2 separate regions of the Homo sapiens genome follow, and region 1 is linked to region 2. A link is a loop called in an ENCODE intact Hi-C map of the cell type or tissue named here. Cell type or tissue: B cell. All regions are shown on one strand. Each heading gives the region's core, and the rest is flanking DNA. Links, peaks and the distances in the headings are about the cores only. Region 1 overlaps NDUFV2 (NADH:ubiquinone oxidoreductase core subunit V2). Region 2 has its middle 9.0 kb from the start of RAB12.

What was found. Peaks named below come from ENCODE experiments on the same cell type or tissue, not always from the same donor. Only the 100,000 strongest peaks of a DNase experiment are listed, where the experiment ranks them.
Region 1: a loop joins it to region 2, with 5 times the contacts of the local background. A loop is called at or near these places in 4 of 110 quality-filtered maps.

What each region holds. Positions count from the first base shown.
Region 1 is chr18:9,113,133-9,122,082 of GRCh38, forward strand. It overlaps NDUFV2 (NADH:ubiquinone oxidoreductase core subunit V2), which reads left to right. Exons shown (of 8, transcript NM_021074.5): 2 at 4,706-4,771; 3 at 6,194-6,256; 4 at 6,342-6,458. It overlaps NDUFV2-AS1 (NDUFV2 antisense RNA 1), which reads right to left. Exons shown (of 3, transcript NR_110772.1): 3 at 8,133-8,324. Among named protein-coding and RNA genes, the nearest start is that of NDUFV2, 15 kb to the left of the region's middle. RefSeq lists an enhancer at 516-765. In B cell, for the core only: no CTCF peak of the experiment used is centred there; DNase peaks (open chromatin) are centred at 539, 3,819, 4,359, 5,479 and 1 weaker place; H3K4me3 peaks cover 5,726 bases; H3K27ac peaks cover 7,845 bases.
Region 2 is chr18:8,595,927-8,604,876 of GRCh38, forward strand. No RefSeq gene overlaps it. Among named protein-coding and RNA genes, the nearest start is that of RAB12, 9.0 kb to the right of the region's middle. In B cell, for the core only: no CTCF peak of the experiment used is centred there; DNase peaks (open chromatin) are centred at 5,515, 8,155 and 8,185; H3K4me3 peaks cover 1,584 bases; H3K27ac peaks cover 2,415 bases.

The DNA.
Region 1 (8,950 bases), core at 353-8,352, 520 kb after region 2:
CATAGGTACATAGGTACTTGATAGGTATTTAATGCTTCTTGAGAGCATTAAGAGATGTATTTCATGGAAAGTGTTTAATATTCTGCCTGGCAGTAAAGACTAAATTTTCTTCCCACTCCAGATCTTGATTCCTCTCCTTAGAGACAGCAGCTGTTACTGGTTTCTTTTATGATGTCTCTGTTGAGATATTTTGATAGAAAAAGCAGTAAAAAATGGAAACTGGCACATTTCTAGATTTTATTGACTTTCTTAAGAACTTTGACAGATCTGAAATTTTACCCCATTTGTAAGCTAACAAGTTAACCTGCCTCAGTTTCATGGATGCTGGCAGGAGGCAGCATCCTGGGTCAGTAGGCAGCATGAACTTCATGTCAGTTCCCTTTGACATTCATATCTCACGGTAAGGGAGGAGACCACCCCTCATATTGTCTTATGCCCAATTTCTGCCTCCAAAAAAAGAAGAAGTAAAAACTAAAAGGCAGAAATGAAATCCACAAGCAGATAGCCCGGTGCCACACCCTGGGCCTGGTAAAGATCAACCCCTGACCTAATTGGTTATTTATAGATTACAGACATTGTATAGAAAAGCACTGTGAAAATCCCTGTCCTGTTCTGTTCCATTCTACCCCCTGCTTGCTCAATCGATCACGACCCTCCCAAACAGACCCCCTTAGAGTTGTGAGCCCCTAAAAGGGACAGGAATTGCTCACTTGGGGAGCTCGGTTGTTGGAGACAAGAGTCTTGCCGAAGCTCCCGGCTGAATAAAGCCCTTCCTTCTCAGTGTCTGAGGGGTTTTGTCTGTGGCTTGTCCTGCTACAATGGGAGTGACATGGAACAGCCTAGGTGAGTGCTGTGCATCACTGCTAAGGGACCTTGAGCTTGGGAAACCCTGTCTGTAAGAAAACTCACTCAACTTTTGCCCCAGGAGAAGGTATTTTATACAAAAATAATAGAAAAGATGGTCTTAAACAAAAGCTGTTCAGTGCTGCTGCTCACCAAATGCACAAACCTAAGACCCATGGAAATCTTTCTACCAGCCTATTTCTTCCTCCTTCCCCACTTTCTTTAACTAAAAGAGAAATTTATGAATTAATTTCAGTGGAGAAGTAGATGGTTTTTTAACCATCAAATACATTATAATTTTACTAGAAAAAGTATAAGCATTATACATATGGATATAAAGAAAAAATAATTATGTGCAAATGCAAGAATATTGGCAGTATGTTGTGTTTGACAGTAACTCTTTGATAAAGTCAACTAACAGCACAATTTTTTAAAAATAGGTGTAGTTTTAAAATGCAGTTGTTTGGATCTTTTTTTTTTTTTTTTTTTTAGTTATTAAATGTTTTATCCTTGTGTCAGTTAAGCAGGTGATAATGCTTTACAGGTTATATAGTACTTTCAGAGAAACTTTACTTAAATCTCAAAATAGTCCAATAAGAAGATAACCCTGTTTTATAGGTACAGAAATTGAGGCTTAAAAAAAAATTAAGTGAGTTGTTCTAGGTCAGATGTTAGTAAGTGGCAGAATGGTAATCTAAACCCAAGGCCTCAACAACTACAAAAAATCTGAAAGTCTGTTTTTTTCCTAGAGTTTAGCTACTTTATCCTGACCCTTCTCAATCAGTAGTCTGTCTTCAACGATTTGGACTTCAAACCACTTTTAGAAATATGTCTGTGAACTCATGTGCGTATCCAGAGCTTTACAAGTCAGCAAGAGAATGCCTCAGAATAGATTTTCCAATATGTAGCAACATAAGCCTAAAGAATAATTTTCAAGATTATCTCTATATTTTTATTTTAAGTAAAAGTACATGACAGATCCTGGATTAATGAGAAAGGGATCAAATATTAATCCAAAATGGAAGCTATTTTAATTTAGACATTTGGTGGTATTTAATTTGATATACAAGGAGGTTAGAAGGAGAAATAGGTTTTACAATAGAGATAAGTTTTTCTTATACCTGCTGAGTGTTTTATTTTAAGTAGGATTTTTTTGGCCAGTTAATCCATGCTAATAGGAAATTTGGAAAATAGAGAAAAATATAAAAAATGTAAAATAAGAGTCCCTTATTTCATTAACATCGTAATAAGAGATAAGCACTTTTAATTATTTATGGCCTTCTAGTCTTTTAATCAGTGTCTGTATTTAATGTAATTGGGATGATAATTTATGCATTTTTGTTTTTTTTGTTTTGTTTAACCCTGATTCCAGTTTCTACATGATTATTTTTACGACATATTTTTGTTAGCTACATAACGTTCTAGTGTCAGAATTATTAGTATTTAGTTAAAACCTGCTCAGATTGGGTTTTTAGGTTGTGTTTTTGCTGCAATAAACATAATAGGAACAACATGTTTTCATGTAAAGCTTTATCCTCATTTTGTACTGCAGGAAAAATACCTAGGTTAGAATTACTAAATTAAAAAATGGACACTTGGGGCCAGGCGCAGTGGCTTACGCCTGTAATTCCACCACTTTGGGGAGCTGAGGCGGGCAGATCACTTGACATCGAGAGTTCAAGACCAGCCTGACCAACATGGAGAAACCCCGTCTCTACTAAAAATACAAAAAATTATCCAGACGTAGTGGCACATGCCTGTAATCTCAGCTACTTGGGAGGCTGAGGTAGGAGAATCGCTTGAACCCGGGAGGCAGAGGTTGTGGTGAGCCGAGATCATGCCATTGAACTCCAGCCTGGGCAACAAGAGCGAAACTCCGTCTCCAAAAAAAAAAAAAGACACTTATTTAGGCTTTCCATATATCATGGTAATTTGCTTTCTAAAAGGCTATATGAATTTTTAAGTGTGCTTGTTTCTCTATATGCTCAACAGAATGGAATGCTATCTTAAAAGAAAAAAGATACTTGGTAGTTTGATAACTAGTAATGTTATTTTAAGTTGTATGTTTTTAGTTACTAGTAAGCAGTTTGAATTCTGTGAAACTTTTGTTCATGATCTTTACTCATTTTTTAAGTGCATTTATGATCTCTTCAGGCTATTAGCCTCTTGTCATCAAATGTGTGTAAGATTTAAGACTCATCACTGTCAAGTTAATGGATGAGTTCTCAGAGGCAAAGGCTTTATAGAGAAAAGAAGATAGGAGTGTGAACTGAGCCCTGAGGACAGCCTGCAAGGAGTGGATAAAAAGCCAATAAACAGAAAATGTTAGTGTTCAGAAATTAGGAGAAGACTGAATACTTTCCCTACTCTTAAAATTAATCCTTTTATTATAAGTATACAGTCTTTTCTCTCAGAATTTAGTTAAGTAACTCACTGATGTTACTCAAAAATTGTTACTCGATTAAAAAAATTTTCTGAGCTAAGATGACAGTGACTGTCTTCTAAATTTTAGTTTCAGTTAATTTTTCAAAACAAAACCAACACAATCAAAGCCCCCTTGTGCACCTCTGACTGTATCCCTCCCTGCCTTCCAATTATCCTGAAATTGATATTTATCACTCCCATCTTTTGTACGTGTGTCTCACATCCTGTACCTTAGTCTTTTCTTGTTAATTAAAGCAGATGTTCCATGTAAACTTATTTATTAATATTTCTTCAACTGAAATATCATTTGGACCTAGGGTAAAGTTAAATATACTATTGTGTTATATTACTCCGTTTACTTTCTTCTATGTTTGCCTTTGAATTGTCCAACTCTTTGCTAGTTCCATGCTTGGTTTAACCCAGCCAGTGTTCTGCCGTCTGTGGTTAGTAGAACTCAGAAATTGGAGGAATCCAGAACAGTAGTTGAAATACTTGGGGGCGGGGGACAGGGTAGGAGTGGAGGGTAGGAGCAAGAGGGCAAAGAGAAATGAAATGCAGCTGAGAGAATAATCAGATTCCTTCCAAAGCAACTGAACATTGTCAGTCCGCATAGCATCATAAATAGCTTTCTGAAACTACTTTTTTTTTTTTTTTTGAGACGGAGCCTTGCTCTGCTGCTCAGGCTGGAGTGCGGTGGCGCGATCTCGGCTCACTGCAACCTCTGCCTCCCAGGTTCAGGCGATTCTCCTGCCTAAGCCTCCCGAGTAGCTGGGACTACCAGCGTGCGCCACCACGCCCAGCTAATTTTTGTGTTCTTAGTAGAGATGGGGTTTTACCATGTTGGCCAGGATGGTCTCGATCTCTTGACCTCGTGATCTCCTTGCCTTAGCCTCCCAAAGTGCTGGGATTACAGGCATGAACCACCACACCCGGCCAGAAACTACTTTTTACGGCTGGAGTTTCAGAACTAATTTAGTAAAGGATTGAAAAGGAAGGAGGATACAGTTGACTCATTTGTACAGAGTATATGACTCATTTGTACAGAATGAAAACATGTTTATGAAGGTTCACACTAAGTGAAAGCTGGCATCCAAGTTGATTCAGACAAAAGTGAAAGTCAAGAAGTTAATAGTACATTAATTCTCCAAATGCATGCCAGCAGAGCGTGGCAGGAAGGTACACAAGTCAGCAGATCTGGGTTGTCCTGGTTCTCCTATTGACTCGTGTGTGTGATGTTAGGTGGGTGAATCTTGGCTTTGAATCTCCATTTGTAAAATAACTCTCCTGAAATAGAGATGGATAGGGTAGAATACCATATTTCTTAAGATCTTTTATAAGTTGATTCCATTGTTGTAAATTATGAATCCTAAAGTATTTCTTTATGAAAAATTTTTTAAGGCTATGATTTACTAAACTTTCTTAAAATTTTAAATTTTAGGGAAGACATGTAAGGAATTTGCATAAGACAGTTATGCAAAATGGAGCTGGAGGAGCTTTATTTGTGGTAAGTAATTACTTAGATTTCTTTGGAAAGAAAAGACTTGGAAATTGGGGTAAATCCATTGTAAAAATCCAAAATATCTTAAATACCATTGTCTTTGATATATGATGGTCATCGTGAGAATTTACATACAGCTAATTGAATTTACTACATTTCAAAAGATGTTGGTTCCAGTTGAACCTCATGAGTTTAAATTAGTATCAGGAAAACTCTGGGAATAAGAATTTATTTCCAGTGAAATTACTGTGTGAGCCCTAACCTGATTCTCATCACACTTTGGGTTCTCAGTCATGTTGGCTTACTGAGAGTTTGGAGATTGTAACTTGTTGAATCCCAAAATGACACTAGTTTGAAACTCATGGATTTTAGTAATGTAGTAACTAGATTAGCAGCTGGTCTTTATATTTTTAGTTTCCGGAGTTTTAACTATAAATAGAAGTCTGTGAACTCCCCAGATTAGTTGCACAATTTGGAAAGGATAAGATATTATATCTCCCTTTTCTGACAAGGTGCTGTTTTCAGGGATTAATCTAGTATAAAGGCAATATAGTGGACTTGTGTGATGATTTAGAGTTAGTGGTGTAAGAAGTAGCTTCCTGCTATATATCAAGCATCAAATTGGCCACATATTTGAGATCATTGTCCAGAGTGTCTGTTTTCTTTCCTCTTTTGGCTTATGTCCTTTAAAAAGCAGAACTCCGAGAGTTAACATATCAAGAGATTCATTTCTGTATTCACCACACATACATAACATTAATTGATCGTAAGTGTTAATCTCAGTGTGACTCATTTGATTTCCTGTTGACATGCCATTTCTTGTCAGTTTTTGAAGAGGGCCTGCTTCTGCTCTTTTAAGAAGAGATAAAGCTTCTTGCTGTTGGCTATTATGGAAAACGTGGGAAAGAGATGGTGCTGTTTTTTTTTTTTTTTTTTTTTTTTTAAGATGGTCCTTTTGTACCCTCCTAAAGTAATGGGTCTTAACCCTTTTGGATCCCAGATCCCTTTGACAATCTGATAACCTTGCTTTTGGGAAAATACACATATGTTCACATTTAAAATTTTGTGTTTTAATTTCATAAAGGCTTCCAATAATTGGTAATGTTTTGGTAATTCTATCAGAAGATCTTACTCTCTAATGAAGCTGGATAACACTTTTTGTTGTTTGGGTTTTTTTGGTCCTAAAGGTACTTCTCTTATTCTTTAAATGGTCCTTTGTAAATTTTTAAATTCTGCTAACTTTACTTTGGTAATCATACTTATCAAATGTGTGTTTAGACATTCTTTTTGATGGAAGGATAGGGTGGTATATATCATGTTGGAATTAAAATGGAGAGATTAAACAATAAGTAATAGTATAGTAATGTACAGTGTCATTCACACTTGAGAGAATTTGGATAAGTCTGAAAAACTGTTTTTGTTGTGTAGCACAGAGATACTCCTGAGAATAACCCTGATACTCCATTTGATTTCACACCAGAAAACTATAAGGTATGGCTAAATTAACATTATAATTAATTTACCAAATAGGTAATATTTTCTAGATGTATAAAATGATGTTCTTTCTTTTATACAGAGGATAGAGGCAATTGTAAAAAACTATCCAGAAGGCCATAAAGCAGCAGCTGTTCTTCCAGTCCTGGATTTAGCCCAAAGGCAGAATGGGTGGTTGCCCATCTCTGCTATGAACAAGGTACTGGATTCATTTTTGCCTTAGTTCTAAAAGAGAAGAGATTGTGTATGATAATTTCCTTTTATAGAAATTACTCTGATCATCTCCAGTGTCAGAATCTAGGATTTTGGAGCCCTTTAGCCATTTGTATGTTTCCTTGAATTGTCTTTGTGTTTTTGTTCATTCCCTTAATGCATAGAGGTGATTTCTAACCTTGCAGGAAATAAGGAAGGCATTATGGTGAAAGAGGGTATGTGTTTTTTTTTTTCCTTTTGAAGGAAATGGTCAAAGATAAAAGATTCCAAATGTGTATAACTTAGTGTCAAGATATTCTGAAAATTAATGTAATATTTAAACACTAGAATTACAGAAAAGAAGATCTGCTCACTAGTATGAAAATTTTTAATATTTTACATCTTTGGCTGTAGGCTGTAAGAAAAATCTGTATAATAGGTGATATTTATACAATTTGATTATGCTACTTTGGAATCAACGACCTATAGAAATGCTATGGATGACCCATTTTATTCAAAGTTACTCTATTCATATAATATTCATTTTTCCTAATAGTTTTGAGCAGTAATACAAATTTCAAGTTTATTCGTATCCTGTTAATACAAATAACTACATTTGTGTGGTGATGTATTACAGCATATCATTTATAAAGTGCCATACACAAACCACATACTATTTGATTCTGATGAGAATCACATAACCATTAAGCTGTGTTATATAATGGAAAATATTTTTGACTTAGAACTAAGACACCTGATTTTTCTCTGAACTTCCTCATTGGCAATGAAAGTTTTGAACCAGGTAGACCTCTTCTAATTATTAAGTTATGATTTCTGAGCGGTAGTGCTAGGACTGAATTCATTTCTAAATCAGTGCATTTTCTACTTGACTGACTATAACAGAGATTTTGTTGTACTTCATTCTTACCACTTTCTAAACTTAATTTGGTTATAACTCTTAGGCTAGACAATCATCTTTCTGAGAGAATAGGAATGTCCTCAATTTATCTAATAGAATCCTAAATGCAAATTTTAGATTTAGTTTATTGATATTTTATTTTATTTGCATTGTATAGTACTATAACACTGGTTTTTCCCTATGAAAAATATTATAAAGCAAGTTTAGTGAGTTACTATCCTGAGTAAACATAGGTGGTTATTTCTTCGATAAATTATGTATTTCTTGGGAAGTTACTTAACATTTTTTTAAATTAAAATAGCCAACTTTATAATGATTTAGGTATATGTTTCTAATTATAATGTTATTATTTTGAAAAAATCATATTTTTAGTAATGGTAAGCCTGTTGGAAATCTTGCTGAGTGGCACGTTAGCAGAGCAAAATAAAAATAAATAAGAAACTGAAAGTGAAAACATTTAAAAAATAAGACAGGCATGGTGGTGCATGCCTGTAGACCCAGGTACTCAGGATGTTGATGTGGGAGGATTGCTTGAGCTTAAGACCAGCCTGGGCAAGATGGTGAGACCCTATCTCTTAAAAAATATGTATTTATATATTGTCCTATTATATTTAGGGTTGGATTTGTGTGGGGGAAAGGCAGGAAGTGTAGGGTATAGGGAATAGACTCAAGATTCTTTGCACTTTACATTTGGGACTTTTATTTTAATGTTACTGCCCCTCCCCCCAACCCATGAAACACCTAACCTTACAACAAAAAATATCCAGAAGCTTAATAATTATTTATTTAACCGTCACTAAGGTGTAGGGAGATGTGCAGAATTCCAGGAAGGAGTCTTTTCCTAATTAGACAGTCAGAGCCTCATTCCAGATTTATTATTCCTTTGGTAGGGTTCCAGCATGTATATTTTGATAGAGAGCTCCCCAGATTCAGGGATACGTCCTTGATTCAGAACTGCCGAATGAAATAGCACAATTACTTTATCTGTCACAAGTGAGCCATGATTAGATGTCTTTTGAGAATATATTTCCTTTAGAATTCCTAATATGAGAAAGTTAACATACTTGTCTGAAATGCCCGCTCTTCTTTTATATTAGAATATGGATATATCTATAATTTTTAAGAATGCCAGATAGTAAGTCTTAATGATAATAGGTCACCTAGAAAGTTGTAGACAGAATTATAAATCACGATAGACAAGGACCAGCCCTGGCAAACAGCTAGAAATCCTCGTTTTCCCTAACAGACTTGCCCTAAGAAAAGATGCTGAGTTAGTGATCCCCTTAGTCCTGAACACCAGAATGTCAAAACAATTGTTTTCTATTAATGTCTTGACGTGAAGGGTTAGAAAGTACTAGACTATATGATTCAACTTTCAAAAGAGTATTGTGATATGAAATAGAAGTAGTGTGCTGGATTCTGGGAGAGGAGTGTGTGATTGTGTATGATAATATGTGTATACATATATGTAGAGATATAAAATTTTGAGTTTACATATTTAAAATATGGGCCAATAGTGAGCTTTGATTTTCAACCTTTTTTTCTGTTGCTGTACCATTTGTATGTAGGCTGTTTGGAAA
Region 2 (8,950 bases), core at 552-8,551:
CCTCTTCATGACTTAGGGCTTCTCGAGGTCTTGGGTCACCCTGGGACTTCACAGACATGACAACATAATGGCTGTTGGGGGGCTTTGAGTAACCTTGACATACTCAAGGTTACTCAAGGGACCAAGGGACACACCTTGCCCCCTTCCTTCCTTGCAAACTTACTGACCACCACCCACCACCCTCTTTCCTCTGAGAAAAGGGGCAGCTGTCTATTTGCTCAGAGCCCTCCCATCTCTTCCAGGGTTTTGCTCTCTCAGTTCTTCCCTCAGTAGGTTTCAAACTCTTTTTCTCGTCCACATTTTTTTTTTGAGACAGGATCTCACTCAGTCACCTAGGCTGGAGTGCAGTGGTGTGGTCTCAGCTCACTACAACCTCGACCACCCAGGCTCAGGTGGGTTTCCCACCTCAGCCTCCTAAGTAGCTGGGACTACACGGGCATGCCACCATGCCCAGCTAATTTTTCTATTTTTAGTAGAGATGGGGTTTTCCCATTTTGCCCAGGCTGATCTCAAACTCCTGGGCCCAAATGATCCTCCCACCTCGGCCTCCCAAACATAAATTCTTCTTCTTTATTTTTTTCTTTCTTTTTTTTTTTTTTTTTGAGATGGCGTTTTGCTCTTGTTCCCAGGCTGGAGTGCAATGGTGCAATCTCAGCTACCGCAACCTTCACCTCCCGGGTTCAAGCGATTCTCCTGCCTCAGCCTCCCGAGTAGCTGGGATTACAGGTATGCACTACCACGCCTGGCTAATTTTATATTTTGGGTTTCACCATGTTGGTCAGGCTGGTCTCAAACTCCCGACCTCAGGTGATCTGCCCATCTTGGCCTCCCAAAGTGCTGGGATTACAGGCGTGAGCCACAGTGCCCGGACTCTTTTCTTTTTTACCTGCCCATCAAGTTTCCAACAAACGTGAATTCTTATATAGATTCCCCAAATACAAAACACATTTTTCTTAAGTATAAATACGTTTTATACGCTCATATTTGAAATATTTATTCACCTTAATTGTCATGAGGAGAAAAAGGTTACTTTGATTTGGAATAATATACAACTGAGTTTGGCTCTATGCAGATTTATCACAAGCCATGAAGCATAAGTGTCAGAGCCCTTCATTTGCAGAAGCCCCTCCAAGGCCTGGGAAAGGTCCTAGCACTGTGTCCCTGTGGTCAAGTGTTTTTGTAACATTTGGGCCAAGTGTGGTGGCTCACGCCTGTAATCCCAGTACTTTCGGAGGCCAAGGCAGGTGGATCACTTGAGAACGGGAGTTCGAGACCAGCTTGGCCAACGTGGTGAAACCCCGTCTCTACTAAAAATACAAAAAAATTAGCGGGCAGGCACCTCTAATCCCAGCTACTCAGGAGGCTGAGGCAGGATAATTGCTTGAACCCGGGAGGCTGAGGTTGCAGTGAGCCGAGATTGCACCACTGCACTCCAGCCTGGGTGACAGAGCAAGACTCTGTCAAAAAAAAGAAAGAGCAAGAAAGAAAAAGAAAGAGAGAGAGAGAGAAAAGAAAAGAGAGAGAGAGAAAAGAAAAGAGAGAGAGAGAAAGAAAGAAAGAGAAAGAAAGAAAGAAAAGAAAGAAAGAAAGAAAGAAAGAAAGAAAGAAAGAAAGAAAGAAAGAAAGAAAGAAAGAAAAAGAAAGAAAGAAAGAGAAAGAAAAGGAAGGAAGGAAGGAAGGAAGGAATTGCAGGAAAGTACCTTGACTGTGATTTGTTCAGGCCACTGTCTCGTCTCGTGCCTTCTCTGTCCATCACACTTCCCCTTGTGTCAGGCGGTATTTGAGTGGCCAGACCTAGGCGGAAATTAAACTGCGGGTACTTTTGGTTCAGGCTTAACGGGATCTATTTATGTGGTTCACAGTCACTTCTATGGATAGCCAAATTACTGCTAACAATTCCAGGTAAGAATGAGCTTTCTGTTCACGGTAACAACTAATCCAAGGCTGTGACACAAAGGGTCATGGTCAGAAGCTGCACTGCGATTGGAACATGTCCTACAGGTGTGCAGGCAATGGGGAAGCAGCATATGGACCTGGAAACTCATCTGTAAAAAATTCTTCCAATCACCAGACAGGAAAATAAAAGTTCAAGTGGAGAACCAGTCTTCATCAATGTCTAAGCAAAGTGGGGTTCTTCCTTGTAAGGGATGCTTTTCATGATAAAACACAGGCAATGGCACATTTTGTTTTCTTTTGGGATGAAAATGATGTGAAAAAAATCCAACATAATTCCCATATTTCTAGACAAAAGCCTAAGGCAGAGGTAATAAACAGGGAGTATGTCTGAATAGGAAGTCACATAATTTACACATTTCAACACTCAATCACACACACAAAACCCAGTCAATTCTAAAACAAAGGCTGCATTTCAGTTATCTCTATAAAAGATTATATTACAAAATCATTGTCATATGATTAAATGTATACAGCCAATAAATGCAGTAAAAAAATTGTAGAAATGGGCTGGGCACAATGGCTCACACCTGTGATCCTAGCACTTTGTGAGGCCAAGGCAGGCAGACCACCTGAGGTCAGGAGTTTGAGACCAGCCTGGCCAACATGATGAAACCCCATCTCTACTAAAAATACAAAAATTAGCCAGGTATGGTGGCAGGCACCTGTAATCACAGCACTTTGGGAGGTTGAGGCGGGTGGATCACCTGAGGTCAGGAGTTCGGATCAGTCTGGCCAACATGGCAAAACCCCATCTCTGCTAAAAATACAAAAATAAATGAGGATGGTGGCTGATGCCTATAATCCCAGCTACTCAGGAGGCTGAGGCAAGAGAATTGCTTGAACCCAAGAGGCGGAGGTTGCAATTAGTTGAGATCACACCGTTGCACTCCAGCCTAGGCAACAAGAGCGAAACTCCATCTCAAAAAAAAAAAATAAATTATAGAAATGATCCAGGCAATTAATACAACTACCAAGTTTAAAAATTATGTTTACGGTGGCTCACACCTGTAATCCCAACACTTTGGGAGGCTGAGGTGGGCAGATCATGAGGTCAGGAGATCGAGACCATCCTGGCTAACATGGTGAAACCTCGTCTCTACTAAAAATACAAAAATTAGTCAGGCGTGGTGGCAGGTGCCTGTAGTCCCAGCTACTTGGGAGGCTGAGGCAGGAGAATGGCGTGAACCTGGGAGGCAGAGCTTGCAGTGAGCCGAGATCGCGCCATTGCACTCCAGCCTGGGCAACAGAGTGAGACTCCGTCTCAAAAAAATATATATATATGTATATATATATATATGTTTAGAGCTTTTATCAGCTCTTCTAAATGTACAAATTGTTATTTATTTTATCATTTGAAATAAATATTTGCTGTATACCTAATTTTTGTTGGGAGACAATCCTCCATGGATCTCTCATGTTTCTGCATATCTTGTGAGCAGGGCACTGACCGCTTTTGTTCCAGAGTATCTTTTTAGGAATGTTTGCATAGTAAACAACTTTGGAAGATAGAGACTGTGTCTCCGTCCAGGATGGAGGGAGGAGTTGCCTGCTGAGCAGTATAATAATGTCTCCCTCTTGGGCAGTTTGGGCAAGTTAGCTGCAGTCCCTTTAAAAACTGGGGTTTCCTAAGCTTGAGGTTCCTCTGCTGTGATACAAACCTACTGTGTGTGCAACATTCACCTGGGTGCAGCCCTGTGTCACTGCATGGGACTTGGGGACAAAAGGAACTGAGGCAAATATGAAGCTCGTGTGGTTTGCTGTACCGTAATAAGGTAACGAGCTAAAGTAATAGACTGCATCCTGGTAAAAACAGATTGAGAGCTGCTTGCTTCCCTATGTCTCTATCTCTGACCCAGGGGTCTCATGTCTTCCACCAGCATCTATGAAACTTTGAGAGGCTATTTAGCTTGTGAGTACAGCAAAATCTCAGATCCTTCACAGTTCTTGGCAGTTTTGCATTTGTATTTTGAAACTCCTTTCCTTGAAGAGGAACCCCCAAATTGTAAAGGCTTCAAGCCCCATAAACCTTGATCCACTCTAAGTTTATAGATGATGATTTTGATATCAGTTGCCATATTCACTAGATTTACTTTGACTTCCAATATTGGGAGATATATTGAACTCAACATTCTCTAGCTGTTCCTATCTGTTGCCTTTCCCCATAACTAGTATGTAGTACAGTTCTCAACTACAGTACCTTCAAACACTTGATCAGACATAAGGCACGGCACAAGTGATTTGTTACTGATCACTAAAGTAACAACATTTGTCAATTATCTTCTTTTTAATAGATTGGGGTGATTCAAGCTTACTTCTATAATGTCATTATACTTGTAAGGATGCATTCATGTATTTGTTAGAACACTTTTAGCTCCAAATAATGAAAAAGCCTAACTCAAATGCTTATCTAGGAAGAGAATTTATTATCTTGCATGGTAAGAATGTCCCTAGATGGGAGTCTTCATGGTTGATTAATTCAGTGACTTCACAACTACAACAAAATTTGAGGGCTTTTTATCTTTTTACTCTGCTGTCTACAATCTATCAACTAGCTCTCCTCAAGACTGCAAATGGCAACAGCAACTGTAATGGTTATACCCTTCCACACAAAGATTCTGAGGCAAAAAAAAAAAAAAAAAAAAAAAGGTGGGGAGTGGTGACTCTTTCTCCCTTCGGTCATTTTTCTTTGTTTTTGTTTTTTGGTTTTTTTGAAACAGGGTCTCACTCTATTGTCCAGGCTGGAGTGCACTGGTACAATCACAGCTCACTGCAGCCTCATCCACCTGGGCTCAAGTGATCCTTCCACCTCAGTCTCCCAAGTAGCTGGGACCACAGATGCATGCCACCATGCCTGGCTAATTTTTTAATTATTTGTAGAGACAAGGTCTCACTATGTTGCCCAGGCTGGTCTCAAACTCTTGGGCTCAAGGAATCCTCCTGCCTCGGCCTCCCAAAGTGCTGGGATTAGAGACGCGAGTCCCTGTGCCCAGCATGGTAGTTTTAAAATTATTATTATTATTACTTTGAGATGGGGTCTTACCTGTTATCCAGGCTGTAGTGCAGTAGTGTAAACATGGCTCACTGTGGCCTCAAGCTCCCAGGCTCGGGTGATTCTCCTGCTTCAGTCTCCAGAGCTGGGAGTACAGGTGTATGTAGCTGGGAGTACAGGTGTAGGATCACACTCAGCCAATTTTTTTTTTTTATTTTTTGTAGAGACCGAGTCTCACTATGTTGCCCAGGTTGGTCTCAAGCGCTTGTGCTCAAGTGAGCCTCCTGTCTTGGCCTTACAAAATGGTCATTTTTAAAGAGCTAACAACATTTTATTAGAAGTCTCTAGTCTCCTAAAAATTCCCTTCATGTCTCACTGACCAGAGTGTGGTCATATGCCATTTCCTAAGCCACACTCTGGAGAATAGAATCAGAATGATTGACTTAGAGAATCAACATTCAACTTCCAGTTCTGATGCTTGAGCAAGCTCTGGCCGAAACACTTTATTTCACAGAGCAGTGTGGGTATCTGAACAAAAGTCATGGTTCCGTTAGCATTGAAAAGAATGAGGAAGTGGTTGTTGCATGGATAACCAACAGTGATTGCCGTAGTTGCTCACTGGCATTCTGATGTGCTTTCTTGAGGAAGAGCAAAGGGAGTAAGGTATAATCAGAGCAATAGGAATGGCACATAATGTGGTATGTCTCTATGGGAATGTGTGATGAAAATGGCTAAAATGCATCTCGGCTGGAACCAGATTAAGACCTGCTTGCTTCTCTGTATCTCTGGTCTTCACTTTGCGTGTGTTACTCAGTCTAGTGCAATCTCACTCCCACCCTCATTGCAATGAATGCTTTAAATATGGACAGTCCTCTTTGCATGGTAGAAATTTCAGTTACCACAGCTTAGTTAAATAACACCAGTTCCCCAGCATTTCAGATTTCAGTTACCACGGTATATTAACTATGAGTAATTGCAGGAAGTACAAAATTCACAGCTAGCTCTTTAGTTCACAGATCACTACATAAATAAACAACACTTACATCATAATCAGTGATCCATGATGTCTGTTGTGGACACTTTGAAGAATAGAATGAACTCCCATCAAAATTTTTGGTTTGGATGTCAAGACTGATGACACCACACACACACACCAAGAAGGTGTATGTGTTCTTTACATTGGTTTGTTATTTCTGGGAAGAATAGGGCGGCCCTCCCAAGCTGGTTTGAAAATGGCTTGAACAGAGGAAGGGAAACTGGCTGGGGGTATTGATTGTGCTCTGGGGAGTGGACTAGGATGAGGGCTCTACACATAAGCAGGGACTTGCATGGTTTGAATCTGTCACCAAAGGAGGGAGCACACAGGCTTTCTTATCAGCTTGCCCAGATGTGGGGCAGAAGCTGAAGAGGGCGAGGTGAGACTTCAGCAGTCAGACATCAAAAAATGGAGTTAGGCCGGGCACGGTGGCTCATGTCTGTAATCCCAGCACTTTGGGAGGCCAAAGCAGGCAGATCACAAGGTCAAGAGCTCAAGACCAGCCTGGCTAACATAGTGAAACCCTGTCTCTACTAAAAATACAAAAAATTATCTGAGTGTGGTGGTGGTCACCTGTAATTCTGGCTACTCGGGAGGCTGAGGCAGGAGAATCGCTTGAACCCAGGAGGTGGAGGTTGTAGTGAGTGGAGATCACGCCACCACACTCCAGCCTGGGAGACCGTGGGAGACTCCATCTCAAAAAAAAAATGGAGTTAGATTCTTTACTACAACACCACTTGTATCAAAATCTCTTGGTAACTGATTTCTGTGTAAGTCAGTCAGTTCATACACAGACAGCAAAGCATGAAGCAGTGATGCCTCCTTGTCTTTCAGTGGTAAGCCCATGTGACATTTCACAAAAATAGGCAATCAAAAGAAGAAACTGGCCAACAAAGATCAAAGTGCAGCAGCAAAGAAACAAAATGTGCCATATGGCAGCCATGGATGGAGATGCTGGTGGGGGGCTGTGCCCTGGGGTCTGTGCACTACTAGCCCATGGTGGACAGGATTGTACTCCATTCCTAAGAAGGACAGAAACTGGAGAACCCAGGCTAGCCCATCCTAGAAGACTTTTTTGGAGTTTTGCTGAAGGGAGGAGAAAGTTCTTTAAAGGAAGCTCCAGGGCAGAAGGAGAGGAAAGAGAGAATGAGGCAGAAAAAACAGTTGAAGAACTAATGGCTGAACATTTCCCAACTTTGGTGAAAGACATATTTTCATATTCAAGAAGCACAGTAAAACTCAAAGCAGAATTGGAAATAAAAAAACAAAAATGGTATCCCTTGGCACATCATAGTCAAACTGCTAAAAAGCAAAGAGAAAGAGAAAATTTTGAAAGCAGCCAGAGAAAAAGAACACACTGCATACACAGAACAACATTTTCAGTGTCACTGTTTTCTCATGAAAAACAATATAGGCCAGAAGACAGTATAACATCTTTAAAACGCTGAAAGAAAAAGTCAACTCAGAAATGCTTTTCCTGGCTGGGCACGATGGCTCACGCCTGTAATCCCAGCACTTTCGAAGGCTGAGGTGGGCAGATTGCTTGAGCTCAGGAGTTTGAGTCCACCCTGAGCAACACAGTGAGACCCCATCTCTACAAAAAATACAAAAATTAACCAGGCGTGGTGGTGTGTGCCTGTAATCCCAGCTACTTGGGAGACTGAGGTGGCAAGATCACTTGAGCCTGGGAGGTGGAGATTGCAGTGAGCCAAGATCACGCACTGCACTCCAGCCTGGGTGACAGAGCAAGACCCTGTTCTGAAAATAAATAAATAAATAAATAAATAAACAAACAAACAAATAAATAGAAATGCTTTTCCAGTGAAAGCATTCTTCCAGAATGAAAATGAAGTAAAGCTATTTTCAGATAAAAGAAAACAGATTTCGTTATCAGCAGACCTACACTATAAGAAGTGCTAAAAAAAAGTTCTTCAGAGAAAAGGGAAATGAAACCAGATGGAAGAACAGAGCTACGGGCTGGAATAAAGAGAATGGTAAATTTGTAGGTAAATACAAAATGTATTTTTCTTTTTAATGTCTTTAAAATACATCAAACTGTTTAAGGCAAAAACGGTTGTATTGTGGGGTTGGTAACATATGTAGATGTAACATATACGAAAGCTACAGCATGAAGGATGAGAGGGTAGACTCATACAGTTACAAGCGTCCTGCATGTTACCCGCAGTGCTGCGATATAAACTCGGAAAGACTCAAGAGTTCAGGATGCAGACTGTAATCCCTAGAGCAGCAGGTCTCCATGTGTGGTCTAGGATGACCCACAGTCCCTAAGATCCTTTCAGGGAGTCTGTGAGTTCAAAATTATTTTCATAACAATAAAAAAAGAAACAAAAAGTGATAATGCTGGAAGTGAAACCTGAATCTACTGTTAAGTGGAGTAATAAAGGAAATAGCTGACTGTGGGAAATGTGATTTTGCTGCCACTCGGGAGGCTGTAGATGTGCGATCAGGAATTCTGTAACGGCCAGCTCGTCGCTGTCACAAGGAGGAAAGTGGCTGTGATCAAAAGGACAAAGGTGGCCCTGAGGAAGTGACACGGGCAAAAAACCTAACATTAAAGAAACTCTCAGAGCTATTTCATGACACTGAAAGCTCAAAGGATGAAAAGTTAGAGGCCGGGCACAGTGGTTCCTGCCTGTAATCTCAGCACTTTGGGAGGCCGAGGTGGACAGATGACTTGAGGTCAGGAGCTTGAGACCAGCCTGGCCAACATGGTGAAACCCCGTCTCTGCTAAAAATACAAAAATTACCTGGGCGTGGTGGCACATCCCTGTAATCCCAGCTACTCAGGAGGCTGAGGTGGGAGAATCGCTTGAACCCGAGAGGCAGAGGTTGCAGGGAGCCGAGATCGTGCCACTGCACTTCAGCCTGGGCGACAGAGGGAAACTCCATCCCAAAAAAAGAAAAAAAGAAAGAAAAATTAGAAGCTGATCCAAACAGAATGGAGTATG